Regions from separate parts of the Homo sapiens genome. Here region 1 is linked to region 2. Evidence: chromatin loops called from intact Hi-C (ENCODE). Cell type or tissue: adrenal gland. All regions are shown on one strand. Links, peaks and the distances in the headings refer to the core of each region. The heading gives the core; the rest is flanking DNA. Region 1 overlaps ARPC1A (actin related protein 2/3 complex subunit 1A). Region 2 holds the start of LOC124901707 (a long non-coding RNA gene).

Evidence for each region. Peaks named below come from ENCODE experiments on the same cell type or tissue, not always from the same donor. Only the 100,000 strongest peaks of a DNase experiment are listed, where the experiment ranks them.
Region 1: it touches region 2 in a loop (2.8-fold over the local background); 53 of 110 quality-filtered maps call a loop at or near these places.

Annotation. Positions count from the first base shown.
Region 1 is chr7:99,357,135-99,372,626 of GRCh38, reverse strand. It overlaps ARPC1A (actin related protein 2/3 complex subunit 1A), which reads right to left. Exons shown (of 10, transcript NM_006409.4): 7 at 14,212-14,287; 8 at 12,889-13,082; 9 at 8,994-9,084; 10 at 6,365-6,736. The coding sequence ends at 6,698. Among named protein-coding and RNA genes, the nearest start is that of ARPC1B, 9.8 kb to the left of the region's middle. RefSeq lists enhancers at 2,307-2,601, 2,680-3,593, 12,451-12,951, 14,145-14,645 and a silencer at 7,521-7,726. In adrenal gland, for the core only: a CTCF peak has its summit at 6,917 (motif pointing left); no DNase peak of the experiment used is centred there; H3K27ac peaks cover 305 bases.
Region 2 is chr7:99,411,586-99,426,119 of GRCh38, reverse strand. It overlaps BUD31 (BUD31 spliceosome associated protein), which reads right to left. Exons shown (of 6, transcript NM_003910.4): 4 at 9,860-9,982; 5 at 8,525-8,691; 6 at 6,504-6,729. The coding sequence ends at 6,679. ATP5MF-PTCD1 (ATP5MF-PTCD1 readthrough) reads left to right here. Exons shown (of 9, transcript NM_001198879.2): 7 at 504-1,325; 8 at 2,163-2,345; 9 at 5,971-9,381. The coding sequence ends at 6,153. It overlaps PTCD1 (pentatricopeptide repeat domain 1), which reads left to right. Exons shown (of 8, transcript NM_015545.4): 6 at 504-1,325; 7 at 2,163-2,345; 8 at 5,971-9,381. The coding sequence ends at 6,153. It overlaps LOC124901707 (a long non-coding RNA gene), which reads right to left and starts at 14,175. Exons shown (of 2, transcript XR_007060451.1): 1 at 14,137-14,175; 2 at 13,825-13,931. It also overlaps LOC124901841. RefSeq lists an enhancer at 2,623-3,124 and a silencer at 10,438-10,487. In adrenal gland, for the core only: a CTCF peak has its summit at 10,384 (motif pointing right); no DNase peak of the experiment used is centred there; H3K27ac peaks cover 432 bases.

The DNA of each region.
Region 1 (15,492 bases), core at 2,454-10,453, 50 kb after region 2:
GAGAAGTAACCGGAGCTCTGGTCACCTCTGACTGGAAGGTCTGAGCCCAACCTGCCTCCAAAGATTCAGATATGTGAGCCAAGTTATCCGCTTAATTAATTAATATGTTTTAGAGACAGGGTCTCCCTCTTTTACCCAGGCTGGAATGTAGTGACGCAATCACAGCTCACTGAAGCCTCCAGCTCCTGGGCTCAAGTGATCCTCCCGCCTTAGCTTCTCGAGCACTTGGGACTACAGGTGTGCACCATCACACCTGGCTAATTTTTAAAATTTTTATAGGCTGGGTGCGGTGGCTCATGCCTGTAATCCTAACACTTTGGGAAGCCAAGGCAGGCGGATCGTTTGAGGTCAGGAGTTCGAGACCAGCCTGACCAACATGGTGAAACCCTGTCTCTACTAAAAATACAAAACTTAGCCGGGCGTGGTGGCGCGCGCCTGTAATCTCAGCTACTCCAGAGGCTAAGGCAGGAAAATCACTTGAACCCAGGAGGCGGAGATTGCAGTGAGTCAAGATCACGCCACTGCACTCCAGCCTGGATGAAAGAGCGAGACTCCTTCTCAAAAAAAAAAAAAAATTTTTATAAGGATAGTGTTTTTGCTATGTTGTGCAGGTTGGTATCAAACTCCTGGCCTCAAGTGATTCTCCCACCTCAGCCTCTCTCGTAGCTGGGAGGGACCACAGGCATGCGCCACTACACCCAGCTAATTTTTAAAATTTTTGTATGGACAGGGCTCTCCCTGTGTGACCCAGGCTGGTCTCGAACTCCTTGCCTCAAGAAATCCTCCTGCCTCAGCCTCCCAAAGTGCTGGGGTTACAGACGTGAGCCACGGTGTGCAGCCTCCACTTTATTTTTAGGCTGCTTTGAGTTTTTCTGCTGCGAATCATCAAAGCATCCTAACAAATATGCATACCTCAAGACTCCTTTTTCCTATCTGCGAAAATGTAAACTAAGGTCACCTGAGTTGATGTAAAGGCTCTAAAAGCCTATGCGAGCCGCAGCCATGGCTGTACTGTTCCCTCTTCTCTCCCCTGGGCCCATGACAGAGCCCGGTGCCTGAGTCACTCAACACACATCTTAACAGATGTGTTAATGAATGATCCAGTGGTAGAAAACTGAGTCCAGGCCGGGTATGGTGGCTCACGCCTGTAATCCCAGCACTATGGGAAGCGGAGGCAGGCTGATCACAAAAGGTCAGGAGGGTGAGACCAGCCTGACTAACATGGTGAAAACCCATTTCTAATAAAAAAAAAAAAAGCCTGGGTGCAGTGGCTCACGCCTGTAATCCCAGCACTTTGGGAGGCCGAGGCGGGCGGATCACGAGGTCAGGAGTTCGAGGTCAGGCCAACATAGTGAAACCCTCTCTCTACTAAAAATACAAAAATTAGCTGGGTGTGGTGGCACATGCCTGTAATCCTAGCTACTTGGGAGGCTGAGGCAGGAAAATCGCTTGAACCTGGGAGGTGGAGGTTGCAGTGAGCCGAGACCACGCCATTGCCCTCCAGTCTGGGTGACAGAGTGAGACCGTCTCGAAGAACAAAACAAAACAAAACAAAACAAAAATACAAAAATTAGTTGGGTGTGGTGGCACATGCCTGTAGTCCCAGCTACTTGCTACTCAGGAGGCTGAGGCAGGAGAATCTCTTGAATGAGGGTGGTGGAGGTTGCAGTGAGCCGATAACAGAGCAAGACTCCATCCCCCCCAAAAAAAGGTTGGGCGCAGTGGCTCACGCTTGTAATCCCAGCAGTTTAGGAGGCTGAGGCAGGCAGATCACTTGAGGTCAGGAGTTCCAGACCAGCCTGGCCAACATGGTGAAACCCCGTCTCTACTAAAAATACAAAAAAAATTAGCTGGGCATGGTGGCGCACACCTGTAATCCCACCTCCTCTGGAGGCTGAGGCAGGAGAATCACTTGAACTCGGGAGGCAGAGGTTGCAGTGAGTCGAGATCACTGTAACCAGGCTACATTCCAGCCTGGGTGATGGAGCGAGACTTCATCTCAAAAAAGGAAAAATAAGAAAGAAAGTGGGTCCAGTTCTGGTGCTGCCACTTAACCTGTAGTGTAACCGTGCCTTAGTTTCCACATCTGTAAAGTGAAGCTGACAAGCACTGTCCACCTGCCCACCCGTCCCACAGGCCTTCAGTCGTGGAGGGAAGACCCAGTGGATGGGAGAAAGCAGACCTCAGATTGGAAAGCAATGGAAGGCATTATTTGAAATGGCTCCTTTGGGGGAGAAAGTTTTCTAAGCCGTACGTGGAGAAACACTTTGGGTTAGGGAACTTGGTGATGGAAGGATTTCATCTGGAGCTCCCAGAACAACTTGGAGAGCTTTCTGTTTCTTCCTAGAATTGGCTTTGTGCAGGGCCCTGGGACGAAGATGCTACACACTCCTGCTTCCTTTATTGCCTTCTCATGTTTCCAAGAAATGCAGCCACAAACCCAGGCTGTGACTCTCCAGGGCTGGCCGACGTGGGGGAGGCAGGCCAGGGCTGGTGCAGTCTCCCAGGTTCTTGCTGGCTTTCTGCCCCTTGCCTGTCGCTATTTTTTTTTTTTTTTTTTTGAGATGGAGTCTCGCTGGAGTGCAGTGGCACAATCTCGGCTCACTACAACCTCTGCCTCCCAGCTTCAAGCACCAGTTTTATTGCCTCCTGGTCACAAAATGGCAGCTAGGTTGACTGCAGACAAGCAGTGGGTGGGCCAAGGCAGACCAGGGAGATGGGAGATGGAGGGGGGGCGGTGGCAGGGACCTTTTCTAAGAGCTCCCAGTATCCAGTATAATCTCCCCTTTGTCCCACTGGTCCACCCCAGAATGTGGGTCACTTTCCCTGGGATCAAGGGATCCATCCCAACTGACAGCAGGAGGGGAGAGGATAAAACCTTGGGGCCAAAGCCCCAAGGCCACATATCTGGTAAGGTGGCTAAAGGCCTGCAAGGCAGATGTACCCCACAGCTGGGGCCCCCATAACACTCGCTCAGCATTCCACATCCCATCACAGCCCCCTTCCAAGCCACATGGCCTGATGTGTCAGTTTGACAAACCGAGGTCTACAATGAAACCCACAAGCTATTGTCAAATACCTTCTTGCTCTCTCTCTTTTTTTTTTTCTTTTTTCGAGATGGAGTCTCGCTGTTGCCCAGGCTGGAGTGCAGTGGCGATCTTGGCTCACTGTAACCTGTGCCTCCCAGCAATTGTTCAAGCAATTCTCGTGCTTCAGCCTCCCAAGTAGCTGGGATTACAGGCGCGTGCCACCAAATGCCTGGCTAATTTTTGTATTTGTAGTAGAGAAGGGGGTTTCACCATGTTGGCTAGGCTGGGCTTGAACTCCTGACCTCAAGGGATCCACCCGTCTTGGTCTCCTAAAGTGCTGGGATTACAGGCATGAGCCACCGCGCCCGGCCTCAAATAACTTCTCATCAGTTCCAGTGACAGGGCCCTGCCCCTGAGCGTGGGTGAGCTGAAAAGGGGCTGCCACTAAGGTATTTCCCTCGCCCAGTGGGGAGCACATGCTTAGTGGTTACTACCAGGGCTTTGGAGAGACTGCTCATTCCCCTCTCTGGAATTTTGCCATCTGAAAAATGTGCTAATAACAGTTCCAACCCTACAGGTTTGTTATGAGGGGTAGTTAATGGCTTCCAAATGCTTTTCTTGGTGCCTGCATAGTTAGCTAAAGTATTGCATTCAGGGCGTGGCTCACACACCTTTCCTGAAGAACCCTCTCAGAACATCCCAGACTGTAGTCATTGTTGACAGAGGCCTGGTCTGAGTCTCAAAGGTAGAGTGAGAGAAGGACGGAGCGTCACAAACTCAAAAGGCCCCAGCGTTGAAATAAAGCACTGAGGGCTTCTGGCTGCGGTGACTGGAGTGGGCCTTCCTCCCCACATGAGAAATGGCCTGTGTTAAAAAATGGCAAAATAAATTAGCCAGGCGTGGTGGTATACGCCTGTAATCCCAGCTACTCGGAGACTGGGGTCACCTGTGATCCCAGCTACTCAGGAGGCTGAAATATGAGAATCACTTGAACCTGGAAGGTAGAGGCTGCAGTCAGTCGAGATCATGCCACTGCACTCTAGCCTGGTTGACAGAGAAAGACGCTCCATCTTAAAAAAAAAAAAAAAAAAGGCAAAATAGGCCGGGTACAGTGGATCACGCCTATGATCCCAGCACTTTGGGAGGCTGAGGCAAGAGGACTGCTTAAGCCCAGTTTGAGACCAGCCTGGGCAACACAGGGAGACCCTGTCTCTATTATAATTTCAAAATGTTTTTATTTAAAAAAGAAAAAAAAACAGCAAAATAACTCTGGGGCTATTAAGTTCTTAGAGGCAAAAGTAAGTCAATTTTGTAGGTTTTTTTTTTTTTTTTTTTGAGACGTAGTCTCGCTCTGTTGCCCAGGCTGGAGTGCAATGGTGCGATCTTGGCTCACTACAAGCTCCGCCTCCCGAGTTCACGCCATTCTCCTGCCTCAGCCTCCCGAGTAGCTGGGACTACAGGCACCCGCCACCACGCCTGGCTAATTTTTTGTATTTTTAGTAGAGACCGGGTTTCACTGTGTTAGCCAGGATGGTCTCAATCTCCTGACCTCGTGATCCACCTGCCTCGGCCTCCGAAAGTGCTGGGATTACAGGCATGAGCCACCGCACCTGAACTTTTTTTTTTTTTGAGACAGTGTCTTGCTCTATCCCCCAGGCTGGAGTGCAGTGGCATGATTTCAGCTCACTGCAACCTGGGTTCAAGCAATTCTCCTGCCTTAGCCTCCTGAGTAGCTGGGATTACAGGCACCCACCACTACACCTGGCTAATTTTTTGTTTGTTTTTTTTGAGACGGAATTCCACTCTTGTTGCCCAGGCTGGAGTGCAATGACATGATCTCGGCTCACCACAACCTCTGCCTCCTGGGTTCAAGTGATTCTGCTGCCTCAGCCTCCCAAGTAGCTGGGATTACAGGCACGCACCACCATGCCTGGCTAATTTTGTATTTTTAATAGGGATGGGGTTTCCCCATGTTGGTCAGGCTGGTCTCAAACTCTGGACCTCAGGTGATCTGCCCGCCTCGGCCTCCCAAAGTGTTGGGATTACAGGCGTGAGCCACCGCGTCCGGCTAAAAGAGAAATCTTCAGCTAATTCCTGCTTTATGGCCAGTTTTTGTCTACCCTCACGGAGCCTTGCCAATGCACTATGCATACAAACGTGTACACAAAGGAGCTCCTGCCACTGGGGGCCCAGAGACGACACTATAGGGACCAGGCAGGGCCATGAGGCCAGCACCCCTGGTGCTAGGTAGGATTCCCTCTTGGAGTGAGGGCTCTTCCCATGAGTCACAAGAGGGCCAAATTACCTTCTCTCGAGCACATCATGATGTGCCTTGGGAAGCACTGTTACCAGCATTCTAGAAGGGAGCCGTGAGATCAAGGATGTGGCCAGGCTCCGGCTACTCTTTACTTATTTTGCTTTTCATTTATACTTGTACCTCTTAAGATTCTCTGCCATGGAATGTCAAACTTTACGTCTCATCATGATGAAAGTAGCTCAGTGTAGGCACAATCAACTCTAAGCCAAGATGCTGACTTTCCCCTTTCCCGCCCCCTTGCACACCCCCCACAGCGTACCCTTGGCAGGTGCACTGCTAACAGTGGGCTGCCATGCTGTGGGCACCGGGCCCCAGGGCCTCCCAGGGCAGGCTCCCATTCGGGCTTGGCTGCTCAGTGGAGGTGGGCTTCTCTGTTGCTCACATGCAAGACGGGAACGGTGTACCTCTGACAGGGCTTGGCTGTGTGTCCCTTCCAAATCTCACGCTGAAATGCGATCCTCAGTGTTGGGGTGGGGCCTGGTGGGCGGTGTTTGGGTCATGGGGCGGATCCCTCATGAATGGCTTGGTGCCCCCTGGCAGGAATGAGTGTGTTCTCACTCTATGACCTGGTTGTTTCAAGGAGCCTGGTCCTCCCCACTCTCTCTTGCATCCTCTCCCGCCATGGGACACGCCTGCTTCCCCTTCGCCTTCTGCCATGAGTAAAACCTTCCTGAGGCTTCCCCAAAAGCAGACGCAGGCACCATGCTTCTTGTCCAACCGGCAGAACCGTGTGCCAAATAAATCTTTTTTCTTAAACAAATTACCCAGCCTCAGGTATTCCTTTATTGCAACACAAAACAGACCGACACAACCTACTTTGCAGAAGTATTGCAATGTTCAGAAACGGTTCTCTCTCACCCCTCACTAAATGGTGCTTTTTGGTTCAAGGTTGTATAGAATGGTACAATTTAAGAAACCAAGGATCTAAGATTTTGCCTAAAAAAAACTGAATCGAATGAAGAATTCGCTCATATTTTTCTACTAAAAATTGAAATACTACAAGGAAACAAAACCAAAACCACATTCAGTTCTTTTATTTAATTTTCTAGTGGACAATTTACATATCTCCCTCACCCTGTCTTTTAAGTTAGTGTGACAATTTTCCATAATAAACTACTTAAAGAGAAGCTTTGGTCAAGAATGGAATGAAATCGCAAAAAAACAAACAAAAAAATTACTGCCTTAAAAAAACCAACACTTTCACCAATTTTATATTCAAACAAAACCACACGGCATTGGCGTGATATGTGTTTTCAGTGTTTCCTTGGGGCTGGCTTCCTCGCCATCGTGCCACGGCACAGCTGCGGTCGGCCACAGTTTGTCATGCTGGATGGCGGAGGCTCACTCAGCTTCACATTATCCGGAGGCCCTGGATGGAAGACTCGAGGGTCTTGGAAAAGGTGGGAAGAGCACTGATGTCACTGAGGAGTGTCTACCCCGAGGTAGGTATGACACCACTCCCTCTTCCTCAGGGAAGGTTCTGCCTGTCCCCACCCTGAACCTGGCCCTGCCCCACCTGAAACAGGATCTCCCAGGACTCACCCCGCAGAGACACTCCAGGCCGGGGCTCCCCCTGCTGGCTCCTCCAGGCCAGGTGTGCCTTTTCCCCACTGCCACACACACAGGCTCTGGGCACACTCCTCACTCCTCTTTTTTTTTTTTTTTAAAGATAGGGTCTTGCTCTGTTGCCCCAGGCTGGAGTGCAGTGGTGTGACCACAGCTCACTGCAGCCTCCAACTCCTGGGCTCAAGTGATCCTCCTGCCTCAGCTTCTCAAGTAGCTGCAACTAAAGGCATGCGTCACTGCACCTGGTTTTTAAAAATATATATATGTATATTTTTAAATAGAGACAGGATCTCACTGTGTTGCCCAGGCTGGTCTCGAACTCCTGTGCTCAAGACAGGAAAGCAGTGAGGAGAAACGAGCCTCAGCTTCCCAAAGTGCTGGGATTACAGGAGTGGGTCAGTGCGCCTGGCTGCACCTGGCTTTTTTATAGAGATGGGGTCACGCTATGTTGCCCAAACTGGTCTCAAAACTCCTGGCCTCAAGCGATTCTCCCACCTCGGCCTCCCAAAGTGCTGGGAAGACAGGCATGAGCCACTGCGCCTGGCTACCTAGAGCTCTTTTTTCTAGCTCCATCTGTGCTTCCGGAGGACCACAGCACGGGCAGCGCCTCAGAGGCAGTGTGCGCTCTCTGAAGCCCAGGGCTGCCCTGGGTGTGCTGCACTTGCAGCCGAGGATGCTCGCCTGTGTCTTCTCAACTCACAGTCCCTCCCTCCAAAACCCATCGCAACTCAGGATGCCGCTCAGGTGCAACCTGTTCCCTGCAGTCCACGCATCCCCCTAGATTCCTCTGTGTGAAAACAGAGGCACTGGCTTCTCTTCTGAGCTCTGCCGAATCCCCTACCCAGCCCCCGTATCCACCTCTCTCTTCTACCAGACAGGCTCATTCAGATTGGATATTCTCAGTGCTCAGCATCATGCATGGCACCCAGGAGATATGTACTAAATGTTTATTAAATTAATTAGTGTCAGCTATAAATATATATCTATATAGTTAAACCTGGGCTGGTGTCCAATAGGGCCTGTTTCCAAAACAGCACTCCATTTTTCCTCAATGAATAAATGGACATCTAGAAGTAAAAATTCCAGTTCACTGAGAATGTGCCGTTCTTCTGCGGATGACTTTTAGGTTTTAAAGAGATCTCTGGCTGGGCGCAGTGGCTCACGCCTGTAATCCTGGCACTTGGGGAGGCTGAGGCGGGTGGATCACCTGAGGTTGGGAGTTCGAGACCAGCATGTCCAACGTGGAGAAACCCCATCTCTACTAAAAACACAAAATTAGCTGGGCGTGGTGGCACATGTCTGTAATCCCAGCTACTTGGGAGGCTGAGGCAGGAGAATCGCTTGAACCCCAGAGGCGGAGGTTGTGGTGAGCCGAGATTCTGCCATTGCACTCCAGCCTGGGCAACAAGAGCGAAACTCTGTCTCAAAAAAAAAAAAAAAAAAAAAGAGAGAGATCTCCAAGGCTGGCATGGTGGCTCACGCCTGTAATCCCACCACTTTGGGAGGCCAAGGTGGGCAGATCACATGAGGCCAGGAGTTCAAGACCAGCTTGGCCAACATGGTGAAACCCCGTCTGTACTAAAAATACAAAACATAGCCGGGTGTTGTAGTGTGCTCCTGTAATCCCAACTACTTGGGAGACTGAGGCAGGAGAATCGCTCCAACCCGGGAGGCGGAGGTTGCAGTGAGCCAATATTGCACCGCTGCACTGCAGCCTGGGTGACAGAACAAGACTCCATCTCAAAAAGAAAGAAAAAAAAATGAGAGATTTCCAGTTTAATGTCTTACATTAGGACATTAAACTGTATACTAGATTTAACATTTTGTTTCAAGAAATGAGAAACATTCTTCTCATAAGAGTTTTGTAAAAATATTCACGGAGCATGGTGGTGCATGCCTGCTGTCCCAGCAGCTTGGGAGGCTGAGGTGGGAGGGCTGCTGGAGGCAAGGAGTTGGTGGCTGCAGTGAGCCATGATTGTGCCACTTACTCCAACCTGGGTGACAGAGAAGGAGCCTATCTCTTAAAAAAAAAAAAAAAAGTTTTAACACAAACAAAATTTGTTCTGTTAGGTAGAAAATACCTTGAAATCCCAAATTGTCATGGCTCCATCGATGCCAGTAGTGCAAAATTTGCGACAATCTTGCTTGTCCACCTCATAAATAGAGACTTGACTGAAAAAAAGCAAAGCAAAAGAGATCGTAAGGTATGTAGTGGAAGTGAACACAAACATTCCTGACTAATAGTGTAAGGGCAGCTTAAGGAAATGAATTATCTTCTTCTTTATTTTTTAAATAGAGCTGGGATGCGGGTCTCATTATGTTGCCCAAGCTGGTCTTGAACTCCTGGGCTCAAGTGATCCTCCTGCCTCAGTCTCCCAAAATGCTGGGATTACAGGCATAAGCCACCACGCTCCACCAGGAAATGAATTATCTTTTAACTCCTGATTATGAACTTATCCATGAACATTAGGCTGCAACAATCTGGCTCAGAAAATACCCCAAAGCATATTATTACCAGATGTCCAGGAAAGACAAAACTGGCAAGGGGAGAAGTTAAGAACTTGCCTTGGTTAGCGTGACCTGGGGAAGCAGGAATGACCCAGCCCACACAGCACTCAAATGCTGGGAGCAGGTTGTGGGTAGGACCACAGCCATGGCGAAAACAGTATTTTTGTTTGTTTTTAAATAAACCAGAGGCATGATGAAGCATGACTGAATTCCATAGCTCCAAACAAAACCTCTCAAATCAGCCTCCAAGACAGCCAGTGCAGATAAGCCAACAGCCCTCCTTGAGTCTGAAGTGAATCATCATAAATGTTAGCAGCAGACACACCACTAGATTCCGACCAAGCTAAGCAGGGGAACAGATAAATGAAACAACTTGTCTTAGCCTAATTATCTGGAAGCTTTCAAGACAATCATCCATTGCTCAGACAATATTTTTCTTTCTCCTTTGAGATGTCTAGAACTTACCCGCCTCTTCCCCGACGCTGGGAAGGGGATGGCAAACTATGGCACACACTGCCTATGCCCGTACAGCCTGTGAGCTTAAATAAAAAAAAAAAACAACAAAGGCCAGGTGCAGTGGCTCACGCCTGTAATCCCAGCACTCTGGGAGGCCGAGGTGGGCAGATCACGAGGTCAGGAGATCGAGACCATCCTGACTAACACAGTGAAACTCTGTCTCTACTAAAAGATACAAAAAAAAAAAAAAAATTAGCCAGGCATGGTGGCGGGCGCCTGTAGTCCCAGCTACTTGGGAGGCTGAGGCAGGAGAAGGGCGTGAACCCAGGAGGCAGAGCTTGCAGTAAGCCAAGATCGTGCCACTGCACTCCAGCCTGGGTGACAGAGACTCCATCTCAAAAAAAAAAAAAAAAAGGGGGGCGGGGTTTTACATTTTTATTTTATTTATTTATTTATTGAGATGGAGTCTCACTCTGTCACTCAGGCTGGAGTGCAGTGGTGCGATCTCGGCTCACTGCAACCTCTACCTCCCAGGTTCAAGCGATTCTCCTGCCTCAGACTCCCGAGTAGCTGGGATTACAAGCACCTGCCACCAGGCTGGCGAATTTTTGTATTTTTAATAGAGACGGGGTTTTGCCATGTTGGTCAGGCTGGTCTTGACCACCTGACCTCAAGTGATCCGCCCACCCCAGCCTCCCAAAGTGCTGGGATTACAGGCGTGAGCCTCTGCACCTGACCCGGCTTTTACGTTTTTAAATAGCTGGAAAAAAATTAAAAGGAGACTATTATTTCATGAAGTGAAAATTACATGAAATTCAAATTTGAGTGTCCATAAAGTTTGACGGGAACACAGCCACCTCATCTGTTTACATCATCTGTGCCTGCTTTCCTGCCACAACCAGAGTTCAGTAGTTGCAACAGAGACCTATGGCCTCTAGGAGTCTAAAATATTTACTATCTGGTCCTTTACAGAAAAAGTTAGCTGACACAGTTCTAGTGCAAAGAGCACCTAATTTCTGCAAATAAAAGTAGACTAATCAGCAAGGGTTTGTTCTTTTCATTTTTCATCTAGAAGTGTCAGAGAGGCAATGAGAGCTTTTTCTTTCCTTAACACTTGGTCTGTATAGAAACGTAAGAGAAACTCACAAGAAGTAACTCGGAGCCATTCAAGACAGAGAAACCTAAAGAATGGAGAAAAGGTGAGTTTTGCTATAGAAGGAGAAACCTGAAGAATGTGGAGAAAAGGTAAGTTTTGCTATGCCTTCAGGTTCTTTTTTTTTTTTTTTTTTGAGATAGGATCTCACAATGTAGCCCAGGCTGAAGTACAGTGGCACAATCACAGCTCACTCCTCCCAAGTAGCTGGGACTACAGGTGCGTGCCAACACAGCCAGCTAACTTAAAAATTTTTTTGTAGAGATGGGGTCTTGCTGTGTTGCCCAGGATGGTATTGAACTGCTGGCCTCAAGTGATCCTCCTGCCTTGGCTTCCCAAAACGCTAGCATTACAGGTGTGAGACATGGTGCCAGGTCTCTGGTTCTCATTTTTCAATACAGCATTTGCAGCCTATTTTATATACAGCTGCCCCTTCTCCGCTGAAGATGAAGCACAACCTGCATTTCATTGTAATTCTCTCAAACAGGAAGTCTAGAGGTTTCCATTACTTCTCCCACCATCAATACCACAATAAGATTCTAAACATAAAAGGCTTCTCAGTAAGGGAAAATCCCATGGGACCCAACTCTGAACACAGTAATTTAGAATATCAAGCATATATTTCTCCTCCAGGTGCCTTTTTTTTTTTTTTTTTTTGAGACGGAGTCTCACTCTGTCACCCAGGCGGGAGTGCAGTAGCTCAATCTTGGCTCACTGCAACCTCCACCTGCCCGGTTCAAGCAATTCTCCTGCCTCAGCCTGCCGAGTAGCTGGGATTACAGGTGTGTACCACCATGCCAAGCTAATTTTTGTATTTTTTAGTAGAGATGGGGTTTTGCCATGTTGGCAAGGCTGGTCTCGAACTCCTGACCTCAAGTGATCTGCCTGCCTCAGCCTCCCAAAGTGCTGGGATTAAAGGTGTAAGCCATCATGCCCAGCCTCTCCTCTAGACCTTAAAAATCAAACTTTCAGGCCAGGCACGGTAGCTTACGCCTGTAATTCCAGCAATTTGGGAGGCTGAGGTGGTTGGATCACCTGAGGTCAGGAGTTTGAAACCAGGATGGCCAACAGGGTGAAACTCCGTCTCTACTAAAAATACAAAAAATTAGCCAGGTGTGGTGGCACACGCCTGTAATCCCAGCTTCTTGGGAAGCTGAGGCAGGAGAATTGCTTGAACCCGGGAGGCAGAGGTTGCAGTGAGCCGAGATTGTGGCATTGCACTCCAGCCTGGGCAACAGAGTGAGACTCTGTCTCAAAAAAAAAAAAAAAAATTAAACTTTCTGGACAAAACACAATTCTGTTGTCTTACATAATTACATATACCTGATGAAAACCCAGTCGAGACACTCCTCAGCTTTGTCATCATGATGATAAGAAATTCTGTTCCTTTAATTAAATAATCTTCTTATTTGTATCCATTACTTGAAACGACAGCTACAGTTACCTTTTCCAACAGGCTGTAACTTCGCTTTCTGTTATGTGTGCACTACTGTGGGAACGCAGCATTCAGGAATGTCTCCTTTTGTTCTCGAGTAGCTGAGAAAGGGTACCCTAGGAAGCAGCTGCCCTGAGGCCCCACCACCTCAGATTGCAACAAGGTCTGCACTGCTCCTGCTGGCTGCTGCCTTGTAATCTGCACCTTGAAGGACAGAATGACCAGGTGGTGGCGACTCCCTCCCTACCACGAGCTGGAAATGAGAGCCTGGCGGTCGGGAAGATACAGACTTCTTGCTGCACTTGTCCCTGAAAGAATGTCTGGGCCTGAGGGGCATAGAGCTTTTGTAGGAACCCAGTAAGGAAACAGCGAGGGGCAGGAAGGCACCTTGTCACCTGACCACCTCTCTACAGACGGCACCTACGTGATGCTATTCTGGTGCAGCGTCTCCAAGGCCGTGTTGCGGTCCTCAGTTGTGGCTCTCTTGTCCATGTTGCGGAAGCGTTCCATGGCAGACATGTTGCGTTGGATGCTCTGTTTTGGAATATCTAACTTGGAGACGAAGGTCAGGCAGCCGCGGTCATCGTAGTTAAAGAGCATTGGGCAGCAGTCATGGCCCTGAAACAAGACTCAGTCAGTCCCTGGAGGATGCACTGCCCACCGCCCACCTCCTTGGCAGAGTGTTCACCACGACAGGCCTCTCTTACTCTTTTTTTTTTTTTTTTTTGAGACCGAGTCTTGCTCTGTTGCCCTGGCTAGAGTGCAGTGGCACAATCTCAGGTCACCACAACCTCTGCTTCCCGGGTTCAAGTAATTCTCCTGCCTCAGCCTCCCAAGTAGCTGGGATTACAGGCGTCTGCCACCATGCCTGGCTAATTTTTGTGTTTTTAGTAGAGACGGGGTTTCACCATGTTGGCCAGGCTGGTCTTGAACTCCTGACCTCAAGTGAACCACCCGCCTTGGCCTCCCAAAGTGCTGGGACTACAGGCGTGAGCCATCGTGCCCCACCCCCTCTTACTCTTAAAAGTGAGCGGCCGGGCACGGTGGCTCACACCTGTAATCCCAGCACTTTAGGAGGCCAAGGTGGGCGGATCACGAGGTCAGGAGATTGAGACCATCCTGGCTAACATGGTGAAACCCCATCTCTACTAAAAATAAAAAAAATTAGCCCGGCGAGGTGGCGGGCGCCTGTAGTCCCAGCTACTCAGGACGCTGAGGCAGGAGAATGGCGTGAACCCGGGAGGCGGAGCTTGCAGTGAGCCAAAATTGCGCCACTGCCCTCCAGCCTGGGCGACAGAGCAAGACAGTCTCCAAAAAAAAAGTGACCTCTGAGGCCGGGCACGGTGGCTCATGCCCGCACTTTGGGAGGCCAAGGTGGGTGGATCACCTGAGGATGGGAGTTCGAGACCGGCCTGACCAACATGGAGAAACCCCGTCTCTTCTAAAAATACAAAATTAGCCAGGTATGGTGGCGCATGCCTATATTCCCAGTTCCTCGAGAGGCTGAGGCGGGAGAATCGCTTGAACCCGGGAGGCAGAGGTTGCGGTGAGTCAAGATCACCCATTGCACTCCAGCCTGGGCAACAAGAGCAAAACTCCATCTCAAAAAAAAAAAAAAAAAAAAAAGTGAGCTCTGTTTCTTCTAAAAAACTGTTCTGCTTTGTGCTAGGGTGACAGAGCACACATTGTTCCCTGTCTGAGCATCACATACAGTGCACCCCGAGGGAGAATGAAGAAAAATACTCACAGCAGCCACGACGCTGTTCTCTGAGACAAATGACACACTTAGGAGCGGCAGGAACTCTGTCTTCAGAGTCGAGACCCTGAACACAAGAACATGTGTTATCCCAAGATGCAACAGACTATTAGCTTCTTTACAGACACAGATGATCACAAAGGACCCATTCTCACAGGGGCTTCTGCAGTATCAATGGGCACTTATGTTGAAAAGGAGCCCCTGACCTCAACTTGCAGGCCTCTCAAGACAGGGGCAGCCCTGGGTTCCGGCTCTGCCTCCTTCTGAGGCCCTGCCCACTGACGACAAACTGGTTCCCAAAGCCCAGTCTTTGCATCACGCCCTTCCACCCCCAGCACAGCTCTAAAGGGATCACCCCCATGATCCCACGGTCCACTTTCCCGGGCCACTTCCGCCTAAAGTGGCTTCTCCCTGCTCTTAGCTCCTAGAGCTCTTCCTGTTACTATGACTTGGCAGCAGACACCTGTGCTAGGACCTTCTCCTTGCCTGTGCTCACCGGAGCTCCGAGAGGGCTGTGACCACACAGATCTGTGCTGACGGCCAGGCACTGTGTTAGGAGCTAGAGCTACCAAGATGAACCAAACGGTCTTAGCCAGGAGCTCACACTCGAATGGGCCATGTGTGTGTATGTGTGCCTGCAGGGACATGTGTGTGCATGTAGTTATTTGCTCTTGAATGTGGCAAAGAGATTACACAGATATGGCAGGCAGACACACTGGCTGATGAGTTAGGAGCACCTCACTTCATGCAAGAAACGATGCATTCAAAAGCTGACTGTGGCTGGGCATGGTGGCTCACACCTGTAATCTCAGCACTTTGAGGGGCTGAGGTGGAAGGATTGCTGGAGGCAGGAGTTTGAGATCAGCCTGGACAACATAGTGAGACCCAGTCTCTACGAAAAATTAAAAAAAAAAAAAAATTAGCCTAGAGTGGTGGTGCACGTCTGTGGCTCCAGCTGCTTGAGAGGCTGAGGTGGGAGGAGAACTTGAGCTCAGGAGTTCCAGCCTGGGCGACAGAGAGTGTCTCTCTAAATTAAAAAATAAAAAAAAGCTAACTGTATATGTCTCAGGACACCCTTCATAAAGTTGGCATTGAATTGAAGAACTAATGTGTCATCTTAAGCCCTTAGTGCGGTATACCTGACTTTTACTACATGAGATATTTATGTTGGAGGAGTGGAAAGGTGGAGCATGTAATCTGACTTGCAGGACTGGAAAAGGGAAAGAAGTCAGTACGAGGGTAGACAGGGACTTGTAATAAGTGTATGCTAAG
Region 2 (14,534 bases), core at 6,402-14,401:
GAGGGAGAGGGAGAGGGAGAGGCCCGGCCAATTTTTTAAATGTTTTACAGTTGTTTTGAGACACTCTCGCTCTGTCACCCAGGCTGGAGTGCTGTGGCATGATCACGGCTCACTGCAACCTCGATCTCTGGGTTCAAGTGATTCTCCCACTTCAGCCTCCTGAGTAGCTGGGACTGTGGGCATGCAATACCACACCCAATAATTTTTGTATTTTTAGTAGAGATGGGGTTTCACCATGTTGGTCGGGCTGGTCTCGAACTCCTGATCTCAAGGAGTCTGCCTGCCTTAGCTTCCTAAAGTGTTGGGATTACAGGCGTGAGCCACCGCGCCTGGCGTATTTTTTTGAGGCAGGGTCTTGCTATGTTGCCCGGTCTTGTCTCGAACTCCTGATCTCAAGGGATCCTCCCATCTAAAACTCCCAAGGTGCTGGGATTCCAGGCGTGAGCCCTGCGCCCAGCTGCTGAATGGGAGCACCCAGCTGACGTTTGTCTCTTCCGTGGCAGGTGTGGCGGCTGATGCTGAGTCTAGGGCTACAGCCGAGCCGGGACAGCTACAACCTGCTGTTGGTGGCAGCTCGGGACTGTGGCCTAGGGGACCCCCAGGTGGCCTCAGAGCTGCTTCTGAAGCCCAGGGAGGAGGCGACTGTGCTTCAGCCCCCAGTGAGCAGGCAGCGGCCAAGGAGGACAGCCCAGGCCAAGGCAGGCAACCTCATGTCAGCCATGCTGCATGTGGAGGCCCTGGAGAGGCAGCTGTTTCTGGAACCTTCTCAGGCACTTGGGCCTCCAGAGCCTCCGGAAGCCAGAGTGCCCGGCAAGGCCCAACCAGAGGTGGATACTAAGGCAGAGCCCAGCCACACAGCAGCCCTCACCGCAGTGGCCCTGAAGCCACCTCCCGTGGAGCTGGAAGTCAACCTCCTGACCCCCGGGGCCGTTCCCCCTACAGTGGTCTCCTTTGGAACGGTGACCACCCCAGCTGACCGGCTGGCCTTGATAGGGGGCCTGGAGGGCTTCCTGAGCAAGATGGCAGAGCACAGGCAGCAGCCCGACATCAGGACCCTCACGCTACTGGCCGAGGTGGTGGAGTCCGGGAGTCCTGCAGAGTCCTTGCTGCTGGCCCTCCTGGATGAGCACCAGGTAGAGGCCGACCTGACATTCTTTAACACGCTGGTGAGAAAGAAGAGCAAGCTGGGAGACCTGGAGGGGGCCAAGGCGCTGTTGCCGGTCCTGGCAAAGAGGGGCCTCGTCCCCAACCTGCAGACATTCTGCAACCTGGCCATCGGGTGCCACAGGCCGAAGGACGGTCTACAGCTTCTCACAGACATGAAGGTGAGTGGACTCGGGCCTGGGCAGGACACCCATGGTGCTCAGGAGCACTCTGCAGCTCAGGAGGAAAGTTTGAGGGGTCTGCAGACCCCCCACCTGGAGAGGATGAACTGTGCATGGGGCAAAGAGAGTGGGGTCAATGACCTTCTGGTCTTTGGTCCCATTTTGGGGGAAGCAGACCCCAGTGAGTGCTTCAGGGCTGGGCGTAGAGACACACGGATGTTCCCATCCGGAAGAAGGTGGCCGTGGGTTGACACAGGGCTGGGCACAGGCCTCGGCCCCAACACTCTAGAGGTATGGCAGGGATTCTCAGAATTCCTGAGGGGCCGTGGGCAGTTTTCAAAGCCCCCGAGGTCTGTGCCTCCCACCTAACCCCCATTGGAAGTGCTGCGTGGATTTCATCCGACCACAGCAGAGGCTGCGTCCTGGGTTGTCGGTGTCCCCAGGTCCATCATCCTCTGGCTGTTTTCCTGGACCCTACCGGGCTCACCCAGCCAAGGCTTGCACTTTTCTAGGCCAACCACCACCTGGTGACCGTGCGTCACAGGAAGCCCACCCCAGGGAGCAAGGAGGTGGTGTCTCCCACATCATTTTCTGCCTGAGTCAGTCGGTGTCTGAGAGCAGCACGAGCGTCCTTTTCCGCAGCTTCTTTAGGGCTGAGCAGAGGGGCTGGGCTTGGCTTTCCTGCTGGAGAGGGATATTCAGCACATTGTTGCTGCCAAGTTTGCCTTGCTGGCCCTGGCCGCTGGTCCCGGGAGCCAGCTTGATTGACAGAGGGTGGGAGCTGCTGGGTCCCAATGGCTGCCATCATCTTGATTCTACGATGTCCCTGTGTTCTAGAAGTCCCAGGTGACCCCCAACACTCACATCTACAGTGCCCTCATCAACGCGGCCATCAGGAAGCTGAACTACACCTATCTCATCAGCATCTTGAAGGACATGAAGCAGAACAGGGTCCCGGTGAACGAAGTGGTCATCCGCCAGCTGGAGTTTGCAGCCCAGTACCCTCCCACCTTTGACCGGGTGTGTGCCCCAAGCTCAAAAGCTCATCAGCTCCTTCACCATTGCTACCCCCTCCCCCCACCACCCAACCCCGGTTCTGGCCCTTGGGATTGTGTTGCCATGCTTGAAACTGTCCAGCAGCTTCCCTTAGGAGCAGTACCCAAGTCTGTAGACCACAGCCTGCGAGTCCCTGTCTGCGTGGCTCATCTCATGTCTCAGCCTTGCGTTTGCTTTCTCTGTCTGTCCCAGTGGCCTTCTGTCAGTTCGCAGAGGCCACCAACCTCTTGCCTGCTTCGGGATTGGTGTTCCCGCTGCCTCAGGTGGCACCCACTTTTCCTGGAGGTCTCTGCTTAAGTGGCCCTCAGACATGCCCAGCTGGCTGCCGCTCTGACCTGGGATGAAAGTCTCCCCTCCCCCTTCCCACTCTGTTCCTTTATGCCGTGTCCTACAGTCTTGGATCATGTGCTCATGGGCAGCCCTGGCCTTCCCTGTATCAGGCTTCTGGAGGCAGAGGCTGTCTGCTGTGCTCATCTGGGTCCCCAGCACCTGCACGTTGCTGGGTACTCCAAACAGGTTGTCGCTTGCTCAGGGACTGGGCAGGCAGTGAAGTGGTGTCATTGTCTGGGGTGAATACCTGAGATTTGTTGTGAGCCAAGATCGCGCCACTGCACTCCAGCCTGGGCGATAGATGGAGACTTGGTCTCAAAAAAAAAAAAAAGAGGTTAAGAGCTGAAGTTTAATAGGCGAAAGAAAGAAGAGCTCTCGCCCGGTGTGGTGGTGAAAAAAAAAAAAAGAGAAGAGCTCTCTCCTTGCAGAGAGAGGTGCCAGAGAAGTGGGTTGCCACTTCCATAGTGTAATGCAGAGGTTTTGTAGATGAGCTTGGGGAGGTGGTGTCTGATTTACAGAGGACGCAAAAGATTAGTTGGACCAGGTGTGCCATTTACATAGCATGTATAAAAGCTGGTGCCCCACCCTAACCTTTTATTATGCAGACAGGTGGCCATCGCCATGTTGCCTGGTTCTTTACTGTACACATGGCAACAAAGAAGGGAAGATGGGGCCCCCACGTTGAACATATCTGGCTCCCAGGTAGCCCTTTTCTGTTGGCACAGCCGCCAGCATTTACCCCTGCAAGCTTCCAGTTTGCTTATCTATGTCTGCAGCTCGATTTTTCAGGCTGCTCTTTGTTAGAAAAGAAATTATTTGGGGGCTGCTTTTTATTAAAAGGGAAATTTCGCCAAGGACTCTGTTGCCCTTATTATCTGCCTAAATAATTTCTTTCAACCTCCTGTATCAGCAGGAGCAGGGCAGAGTCATGGAATCTGCTTTGTCACGGCCACAGCCTCTCCCTGCTGTTCTGAGGCTATCAGGCTCTGGGGTTTGGCTTTTGGGTCCATCGAATCACACTCTGTGCTGAGCATCTCCGGAGCATCGAGAGCCACTATGGCTTGAAGCACAGCCCGGATGGGGCGGAAACAAGTAAATGGGCAGGGACACACACAGCTAGAGGGTGCGGGGTCAGGAACGCCGTGCAGGTGTCACGCCTGAATGCCATTTTGAGGGCTTCCTACAAATAGGTGGGACAGCAATGGAAATTGTGTCTGGCTGAAGGCATAGCTGGGCATTTTTGAACTGTGTCTGTGCTTTGAACTGTTGGTTGCAAGCCTTTTCTCATTGATTCCAGGGTTTTTTATATATTCTGGGTACTGGTTTTTTGTTGATCACATGTTGTGCATATCTTCCTAGTGGATTGTCTCTTCCCTCTGGCGTAGGGCTCACTAGGGGTTCAACTCGACAGTCACAAGACTATCATAGACCTAAAGCATATCATATTTAAGTCACAGACAGATGTCCCTGACTTAAAGATGATTCTACACAGGATTTTTCAACTTTGCAATGGTTTTATCAGGATGTAACTCTGTAAGGATCGACTTTGTGCGGGGTTAGTTTCTACTGAATGTATATCACTTTTGCATAATTATAAAGTCAGGACCCTCTGCTGTGTTGCCAGCAATAGATGCATTTTCCTTTTGTTTTTTATGAGATGGAGTCTCACTCTGTCACCCAGGCTGGAGTGCAGTGATGCGATCTGGCCTCACTGCAACCTCTGCCGCCCAGGTTCAAGTGATTTTCCTGCCTCAGCCTCCCGAGTTGCTGGGATTACAGGAGCCTGCCACCACACCAGGCTAATTTTTGTGGTTTTTTTTTTTTTTTTAGTAGAGACGGGGTTTCACCATCTTGGCCAGGCTGGTCTTGAACTCCCGACCTCGTGATCCACCCACCCCAGCCTCCCAAAGTGCTGGGATTATAGTTGTGAGCCCCCATGCCGTGCCGCATTTTCTTTTTTCTTTTTTTTTTTTTTTTTTAAAGAGACGGGAATCACTCTGTTGCCCAGGCTGGAGTGCAGTGGCACGATTATGGCTCACTGTAGCCTTGACCTCCCAGGCTTAAGAAGTCCTCCCACCTTAGCCACCTGAGGAGCTGGGACTACAGGCATGTACCACTGTACCCAGCTAATCTTTTAGATAGGGTTTCACTATATTGCCCAAACTGGTCTGGAACTCCTGAGCTCATGTAATCCGCCTGCCTCGGCTTCCCAAAGCACTGGGATTATAGGAGTGAGCCAGCACACACAGCCAGATTGATTTTTGATTTACGATGGGTTTTTGGGGGGCGGAACCCTGCTGTCAGGAGCATCTGTACTCATATTCCCTCATGATGGTGGACTTGTTTATATTCGTGATTCTGTTGAGTTTTGCTTTCTGTGCTTTCAGGCTCTATCCGGCACCTTAAGGTTTAGAATTGTCCAGTCTTTTGAGTCAAACCTTTTTTTGTTTTTGTTTTTTTTTGAGATGGAGTCTTGCTCTGTCGCCCAGGCTGGAGTGCAATGGCGTGATCTCAGCTCACTGCAACCTCTGCCTCCCGGGTTCAAGCCATTCTCCTGCCTTAACCTCCCAGGTAGCTGGGGCTACAGGCATGCACCGCCACATCCAGTATTTTTAGTAGAGATGGAGTTTCACCATGCTGGCCAGGCTGGTCTCGAACTCCTGACCTCAAGTGATCTGCCCACCTCGGCCTCTCAAAGTGCTGGGATTACAGACGTGAGCCACCGCACCCGGCCAAACCTTTTGTCATTGTGTGGTAGTAGCTGTATGTTGGATAGCACTTTTTGGCTTTTTTGGTATATTCCCCTACCAGCTCTCAGTTTGTGTCTGGTGTGTCTTTGCTTTTTTCCCCATATCTCATGGAGCCTATCTTGGCAGTGTTGAGATAATGGTCAGAGGGAGGTGGCTTTGATGGGGAGGGGCTCGGCAGGCTGTGGAGGCAGAGCTGGTGGGACCCAGTGATTCTGGCTTGGGGGCCTGGGGTGGCAACTGCGGATGGAGGAGCACAGTGGTGCCTATTTGGGAAGAACGCCATTGGGCAGATGGCTCTGGGCCTGCCCCAGGGTACCCAGCGGGGACCTGTTTCTCTGAAGTAAGCTAGTCCCATAGTGCGTGTTCACAGCTTTTCTGCCCTGTCCTCTGCAGCCACCTGGAAGGGAAAATGGCAGCCACCAGCTTCCCTGAGGCCTGAGCCAGCTGCCGAGGTTTGGGATTAGCTGTAGGTAACAGGAGTGATTCTAGCCTCACTTTTCTAATTCTAGTACCAAGGGAAGAACACCTACCTGGAGAAGATTGACGGCTTCCGAGCCTATTACAAGCAGTGGCTGACAGTGATGCCCGCAGAGGAAACCCCGCACCCCTGGCAGAAGTTCCGGACCAAGCCCCAGGGGGACCAGGACACCGGCAAGGAGGCTGATGACGGATGTGCCCTTGGGGGCAGGTGATGGGAGCACAGCTGGAACAATGTGCTCGGCCCCCAGTGCTCTGTGGGAGCCCCAGGACAAGTGAGCTGGTGTCACCTCCTGCCTGGGGGAAGAGCCAGGCCCTGAGGAACAGCCGCAGCGTGTCACAGGTGTTGGTGAGGACACACACTAGGCCCAAGGTGCCTGTGCTCCCAGCAGGTCCAAGTGCAGCTCCAGCCACCTTTGCGTGTCACCTTCACGGGACTTCCAGCTCCAGCTACCTTTGTGTGTCACCTCACACACCACAAGGGGGCTGGGGCATCTGGTCCCTGGGGCCTGGGCCGCCCCGCCGGGTTCCATAGGCCGATGCTCTGAAAGAAGAGACGTGGGGCTCGAGAGATTTAAAGATTTTATTTTTACAAATCACAGCTGATAGACAGCGAAGCCTTCCCCATAGAGACCGTGCTCCAACTCGGGCCTGGGGCACTGCTCGCTGCTCCCAGGAAGGGGGTGGCGTGACAGGCAGGAACCTGCGAAGTCCAGAGTCCAGGGTGGAGCGCGCCAGCCTCAGCCAGAGCAGCCACGACAGCCACAGTGTGTGCACTCGATGATGCGGCCCTGCAACGGAGGAGGACAGTGAGACGATGCCACTGCGCCACGCTCGCCCCTGCACACTCACATATGTGGCAACCCTCCCACGAAGGACCTGCCACCATGCCATATAGGGACACACCTCAGAAACCCTTCCTTGACAGCTCTGGACAGGGAAAATTTGGCTCCCTCATGAAGGTAGAACCAGCTGCTGTTGACACCGAGGTTACATCTGTATGTCTATTTATAATATGTTCTGCAAATCCAACACACGTTTGCCAATCAAGAAAAAGAAATCGGTGTGAATGAGTCTCGTTATTCTGCTAAGTGAGCATGACAGACCCTGCGATGAGCAGACGTGGCTCTGCTACTGTTTGGGGACTTCAGGGGGGCCTCTGGGCTGGTACACTCTGGTGGGGGAAGAGGGCAGGAGACTATGCACTTGAGTCACACCCTTCTGGCCCAGAGCCCCCCAGAAAGAAGGGTCTTGTCCCCCAGGCCTGGTGCGGCCCAACACTTGGCCAGCCAGAAAGCCCTAGAACAGTGGCTTGTGTTTATTTTACTTTTTCAAGTTCTTTTTTTGGAAGAACAAGACCATAGTTTAAGTAAACAGGATCCTCTGGTGAAACCCAGGTAAGTCTACAGCGGGCTGTTTTGGCCACAGGGCTGAAGCAGCACCCCAGCCCACCAGCCCCTGACCTGGACTCCTTGTGGAATCTGGGCACTCAGAGGAAGGGGGCTTCTGCCACTCTGCCACCTGTCCCTGCCTCCATCAGAAAACCAACACCCCAGTCTTCCGTCGGGGAGGCGGCCCTTGCTCGCCCCCACTGCTCAGTACCCAAGTCCTCAGCATCCAGCCACAGCTCTCCATTGTCAGTCTCACTGCAGCATAAAGGGGACTCATGTGAAGAGGCCCCTGTGTGGAGCTGGGGAAAAGAAGGCCAGGCTGGCAGATGGGCGGTGGGGCCAACAACTGTGCTGAGGGGCTGCACTGAGCGGCCACTGCTGTGACTCTGCCTCGGGCCACAGCTGCCTTTCAGAGGGGCTTGGAACCGGATGGAGCTCAGCTCCTGTCCCTCAGCACCACTCCTGAGGCGCCTGGCCTAGGAGTGGTACTTGGAACAGAAAGTTCTGAAAGAAGAAACACAGTGGGCTGGGCGCAGTAGCTCATGCCTGTAATCCCGGCACTTTGGGAGGCTGAGGCGGGTGGATCACCTGAGGTCGGGAGTTCGAGACCAGCCTGAGCAACATTGAGAAACCCCGTCTCTACTAAAAATACAAAATTAGCCAGGCGTGGTGGTGCATGCCTGTAGTCCCAGCTACTCAGGAGGATGAGGCAGGAGAACCGCTTGAACCCGGGAGGTGGAGGTTGCAGTGAGCCAAGATGGCATCACTGCACTCCAGCCTGGGCGACAAAGCAAGACTCCGTCTTGGGGGGGCGGGAAAGATAGTGATGGTAATGTTAAAGTATCACTGTGAGGACTGAAAGGGACAGGAACTCACTGGTTGTCCTTCCCTGATGTCACCCTGCCACCACCTTGGGATTAGGGCTCCCCACCACCATTTCCTAAGTGAGGAAAGGGGTTCAGTAATTTGCCCAAAAGTGGAGTTGAGATTGACCCCAGACCTAACAAACACACAGCCACACGCTGCCTCACATGGATTCCTGAATACAGGGACCCACTCCCACGAGGGAGAGCCAGCAGGACATCCAGGGACAAAACGACATTCCAGCCCAACCAAATAACATAAGATCCCTTGCAGTCGACTAAGGCAGAATTTTGAGCTGAAAACAACACCAAGCTTGAGTGTCAGACATTACCACTTCCAGCTTGCTTTTGGGCACGCGGCAGATGCAGTTCGTCCCGAAGTTGGTGTCCCGTGTCTGAATGCACCGCAGGCAGCACAAGTTCTCATATCCTTGCTTTTTCCATTTTGCAATCAGGTTTTTGTCTGCATAGCCTTCTTTAATACAATATTCATAGAGTTCTGTCAAAAAGATGGGGAAAGAGCATCAGGCCATGGTCTAAAAACCTTCCCCACCCTTGATCAAAAAAAGCATTCAGGCCGGGTGCAGTGGCTCACACCTGTAATCCCAGCACTTTGGGAGGCCGAGGCAGGCGGATCACCTGAGGTCAGGAGTTCAGGACCAGCCCGGCCAACATGGTAAAACCCCGTCTCTACTAAAAATACAAAAATTACTCGGGCGTGGTAGCAGCTGTAATCCCAGCTACTTAGGAGGCTGAGGCAGGAGAATCACTTGAACCCAGGAGGCGGAGGTTGTAGTGACCTGAGGTCGTGCCACTGGACTCCAGCCTGGGTGACAGCGAAACTCCATCTCAAAAAAAAAAAGGCATTCAGTATTGCAACGGGACAGTCCTTGGAGGAGGAACAAAAAAAAAAAGTACTTAGGCCAGGCAAGGTGCCTCACACCTGTAATCCCAGCACTTTTGGAAGCCAACGCCAGAGGATCATTTGAGTTAAGAAACCAGCCTGGGCCAAGGGCCCATCTCCACAAAAAATTTAAAAATTAGCTGGGTGTGGTGGTGCACACCTGTAGTCACAGCTACTCAGGAGGTTGAGGTGAGAGGATCCCTTGAGCCCAGAAGGTTGAGGCTGCAGTGAGCCATCATTGCACCACTGCACTCCAGCCTGTGGAACAGAGCAAGACCCTGTTTCAAAAAAAAAAAAAAAAAAAAAGCCAAGAGCGGTGGACCACGCCTATAATTCCAGCACTTTGGGAGACCGAGTCGGGTGAATCACCTGAGGTCAGGAGTTCAAGATCAGCCTGACCAATATGGTGAAACCCCATCTTTACTAAAAATACAAAAATTGGCCAGGTGTGGTGGCAGGTGCCTGTAATCCCAGCTACTTGGGAGCTGAGACAGGAGAATCGCTTGAACCCAGGAAGTGGAGCTTGCAGTGAGCCAAGATTGCGCCACTGCACTCCAGCCTGGGTGACAGAGTGAGACTCCATCTCAAAACAAACAAACAAAAAACAAACACACACACAAAACTCAGCCAACGTTGGCTCCCCCTAATTTTCGTGGTAAGAAAAACCATGACTTGCACAGGTTGCGAGAATAAGGATTGTGGTTAGTTCAGTAACTCCAAAAGTGACGCGAGCTTCAAAGTCCAAGAGAGACTGACTAATTACCTCTGCTGATGGCTTTCCGCTTGTAAAAGAGGTCGAAGATGTAGCGGGTTTTCTGGTGGTGGATCCTGAAGATGGGCCACAGAGATTCCACTTTCCTCTTTCCCTCATGCGGTTCTGTTTCAGCTGGGGAGAAACAAAGAGTGTGTTTGGGGGAATAGGGTCGGTCTGCGCAGGATTTTCTTTTTGTAAGTAACTACTGATAATGAATAAATACCACTTTATACCCACTAGGATGGCTGTGGGTGGCAAGCCACCCAGGTGCCGAGGCAAGAAACCGAGGGCACGAGCTGTTCTAGTATAATAAAATAAATAAAATAAGAATAGTTATACTAGATATAGATCTTAGATATGATTATATATGAATATCATTAATCCTTAGTTTGTAGCAATTACTCTTTATTCCAATATTATAATAATCCTCACTCGACAATCATAACCTAGGAAACACCAGGCTATACAGAGATGGGAGCTGAGGGGACATAGTGAGAACTGACCAGAAAACGAGTGCAAGCCTTCTGTTATGCCCGGACAGGGCCACCAGAGGGCTCCTTGGTCTAGCGGTAACGCCAGCATCTGGGAAGATGCCCGTTGCCAAGCGGACCTTGGTCTAGCAGTAGCGTTAGTGTCAAGGAAAAACACCCGCTACTTAGCAGACCGGGAAAGGGAATCTCCCTTTCCCCGGGGGAGTTTAGAGAAGACTCTACTCCTCCACCTCTTGTGGAGGGCCTGACATCAGTCAGGCCCGCCCGCAGTTATCCAGAGGCCTAACTATCTCCCTGTGATGCTGTGCTTTGGTGGTCACGCTCCTAGTCCGCCTTCATGTTCCATCCTGTACACCTGGCTCTGCCTTTTAGATAACAATAGCAAATTAGTGAAAGTACTAAAAGTCTCTGATAAGCAGAAATAATGGCATAAGCTGTCTCTCTCTCTCTGCCTTGGTGCCAGGCAGGCAAGGGCCCGCTTTCCAGTGGACACGTGACCCATGTGGCCTTACCTATCATTGGAGATGGTTCACACTGCTTATCCTGCCCCTTTGTCTTGTATCCAATAAATATCAGTGCAGCCTGGCATTTGGGGCCACTACCGGTCTCCGCGTCTTGGTGGGATTCCCAGGCTCAGCTGTCTTTTATCTCTTTGTCTTGTGTCTTTATTTCTACGCTCTCTCGTCTCCACACACGGGGAGAAACCCACCGACCCTGTGGGGCTGGACCCTACAGATGACTATAATCAAAATTATGGCACAATAACAAGTGTTGGGAAGGATGTGGAGAAATTGGAACTCTCCTACGTTCCTGGTGGGAATGTAAAATGGTGGAGCCACTGCAGAAGAGTTAGGTGGCTCCTCAAGAAGTTAAACAGGGCTGGCCGGAATCGGTGGCTCACACCTGTAATCCCAGCACTTTGGGAGGCTGAGGTGGGCAGGTCACTTGAGGTCAGGAGTCTGAGACCAGCTTGGTCAACATGGTGAAACCCCATCTCTACTAAAAATACAAAAGAATTAGCAGGGCATGGTGGCGCATGCCTGTAATCCCACCTACTTGGGAGGCTGAGGTGGGAGAATCGTTTGAACCCAGAGGCGGAGGATGCAGTGAGCTGAGATCACACCACTGCACTCCAGCCTAGGCAACAAAGCAAGACTCCCGTCTCAAAAAAAGAAAAAAAAGGGAATGAAGTAAGTACTGATATATTCTACAACACAGATGAACCTTGAAACATCAAACTAACTGTGGCAATGGTCGTACAACTTTGTGAATATACTAAAAACCCCTTAATTGGATAATTTAACAGGTTCACTTTTACAGTATATGATTAATATCTCAATAAAGCTGTTATTTAAAAACAGAATAAGCCGCCGGGCATTTTGGGAGGCCAAGGTGGGCGGACCACGAGGTCAGGAGATCGAGATCAGCCTGACCAACGTGGTGAAACCCCATCACTACTAAAAATTAAAAAATTAGCCGGGCGTGGTAGTGCACGCTTGTAATCCCAGCTTCTCAAGAGGCTGAGGCAGGAGAATTGCCTGAACTCGGGAGGTACAGGTTGCAGTGAGCCAAGATCGCACCACTGCACTCCAGCGTGGGCAACAGTGTGAGATTCCGTCTCAAAAAAAAAAATAAAAAAATAAAAAATAAGCTAAGTAATTTAAACATAATTGTTTTAAATTAAAAATGTCTATTTTTGGATCCTTTTGTAATTCATGAGTGTGCTTGGGTGTTCACATCCATGTGTGAGACATGCCACTCTCAAACCTTGTCACAACGTTGGCACATTACCCATGTGACAAGAAAAAAAGTCTTTTTAATTACAGAATTAGAAAACATAGATTTTTAAAGACATTTAATGGTAACTTCTGTTAAAAGGTTGGTCCCGGCTGGGCACAGTGGCTCACGCCTGTAATCCCAGCACTTTTGGAGGCCGAGGTGGGTGGATCACTTGAGGTCAGGAGTTCGAGAACACCCTGGCCAACAGGGCAAAACACTGTCTCTACTGAAAATACAAAAATTATCTGGGCATGGTGGCACATGCCTGTAATCCCAGTTACTCGGGAGGCTGAGGCACGAGAAGTGCTTGAACCTGGGAAGCAGAGGTTGCAGTTAGCTGACATTGTGCCACTGCACTCCAGCCTGGATGACAGATGACCCTGTCTCAAAAAAAAACAAAACAAAACAAACAAAAAAAAGCCAAAAAACCAACCTTGGTCCCTATGCTTTCAGATCTATTTCTACAGCGTAATAATTAATCAAGATAATTCTAGGCCCACAGATGGGCATCCTAATCATCTTGAAGGCACTTCTAATTTCATCTCCCAGCCAAAGTCCTTTAGGGCTGAGGAAAAGCTAAATAAACTAGACCAGTCTACAGGTTCTGAGGGAAGTAGCCACAGCAGAAGCTGCTCCTTCAACACACGCAGGATCAGGTGGCACTCATACTTGCCGCAAGGCAGTTCTCTCTCTCTCAGCAGTCACAAGTTCATCTTTGTCTATGACCTCCTCAGTTTTTAGGGAAGAACAGAAGGGCGAAGAGTGGTCAAGAAGACTATCCCTCCCTGTCTCCAGCTTTTAAGCCATTCTATTACCTAGGAATTACAATTCAGCTCAACAAACAGAATGCTGTGATCCAAGCAGAAAAGCAGGTAGTAAAGATTCAGCAGGTACACATGTTAAGACGTGACTTGCTCCTCCTTGGCCTCTGCCATGATGGTGAGGCCTCTCCAACCACATGGAACGGTAAGTCCATTAGATCTCGTTCTTTCGTAAATTGCCCAGTCTCAGGTATGTCTATCAGTAGCGTGAAAATGGACTAACACACCCCCATCTCTACAAAAAATTAGCCAAGCGTTGGTCGGGCGCGGTGGCTCATGCTTGTAATCCTAGCACTTTGGGAGCCTGAGGCGGGTGGATCACAAGGTCAGGCGATCGAGACCATCCTGGCTAACATGGTGAAACCCCGTCTCTACTAAAAATACAAAAAAAAAAAAAAAATTAGCTGGGCATGGTGGCGGGCGCCTGTAGTCCCAGCTACTCCAGAGGCTGAGGCAGGAGAATGGTGTGGACCTGGGAGGCGGAGCTTGCAGTGAGCGGAGATCGCGCCACTGCACTCCAGCCTGGGTGACAGAGCGAGACTCCGTCTCAAAAAAAAAAAAAAGAAAAAAAAGAAAAGAAAACTTAGCCAAGCGTGGCAGTGGATGCCTGTAGTCCCAGCTGCCTGGGAGACTGAGGTGGGAGGAACACCTGAGCCTGGGAGGTGGAGGCTTCAGTGAGCTGTGATTGAACCACTGCACTCCAGCCTGGGCAACAAAGTGAGACCTTGTCTCAAAACAAAAACAAAAAGAAAACAGAACAAAGAATACTTCTGTCTGGAGGTAAAGAATATCTAAACACAAAGTAGGGTTCCTCCTTCCCTCAAAAGTCACCCTTTAGAAGATGAAGTTAATTTACTTTCAAGGACTTGCAAAATCTCTTCTATTCCAGCATGCTCCCATTTCCTTTATTTTGATAAAGAGCTGTTTCGGGAAGACATCTCTCAGCCCAAAATGACCGTGATTACTGCAATAGGCCCATCCAAATCTAAACTGCAAAACAAGTACTGAGTATTTAATAGAAGTTATCTGGTACGAACAGTTTTTTTAAAAAGGGGCAAAGTAATTTAACATTGATTTAATTTAGTAATTACTGCTGGAGGTACGACCTCATAATAACCATGATTAGGTTAGTTACAAGCAAGCATTTCAAAAGCTACTTTAAAAAGTAACTTCAGCTGGGTGTAGTGGCTCATACCTGTAATCCCATCACTTTGGGAGGCCGAGGTGGGTGGATCACTTGAGGCCAGGAGTTCGAGACCAGCCTGGCCAACATGGAGAAACCCATCTCTACTAAAAATACAAAAATTAGCCGGGCATGGTGGCGCATGCCTGTAATCCAAATTACTCGAGAGGCTGAGAGGCAGGAAAATCACTTGAACACGGGAGGCAGAGGTTGCAGTGAGCCGAGATCACGCCACTGCACTGCAGCCTGGAAGACAGAGCAAGACTCCAACTCAAAAAATAAAAATAAAAAAGTCAATTGGTAAGTGGCCACACTGTGATCATATAAGGCCAACAGATGCTTGTGGCTTCAGATAAAATTTCCAAAGACAGCATAGGACACGGGTTCACAAAGCAGGATCACACGCCATT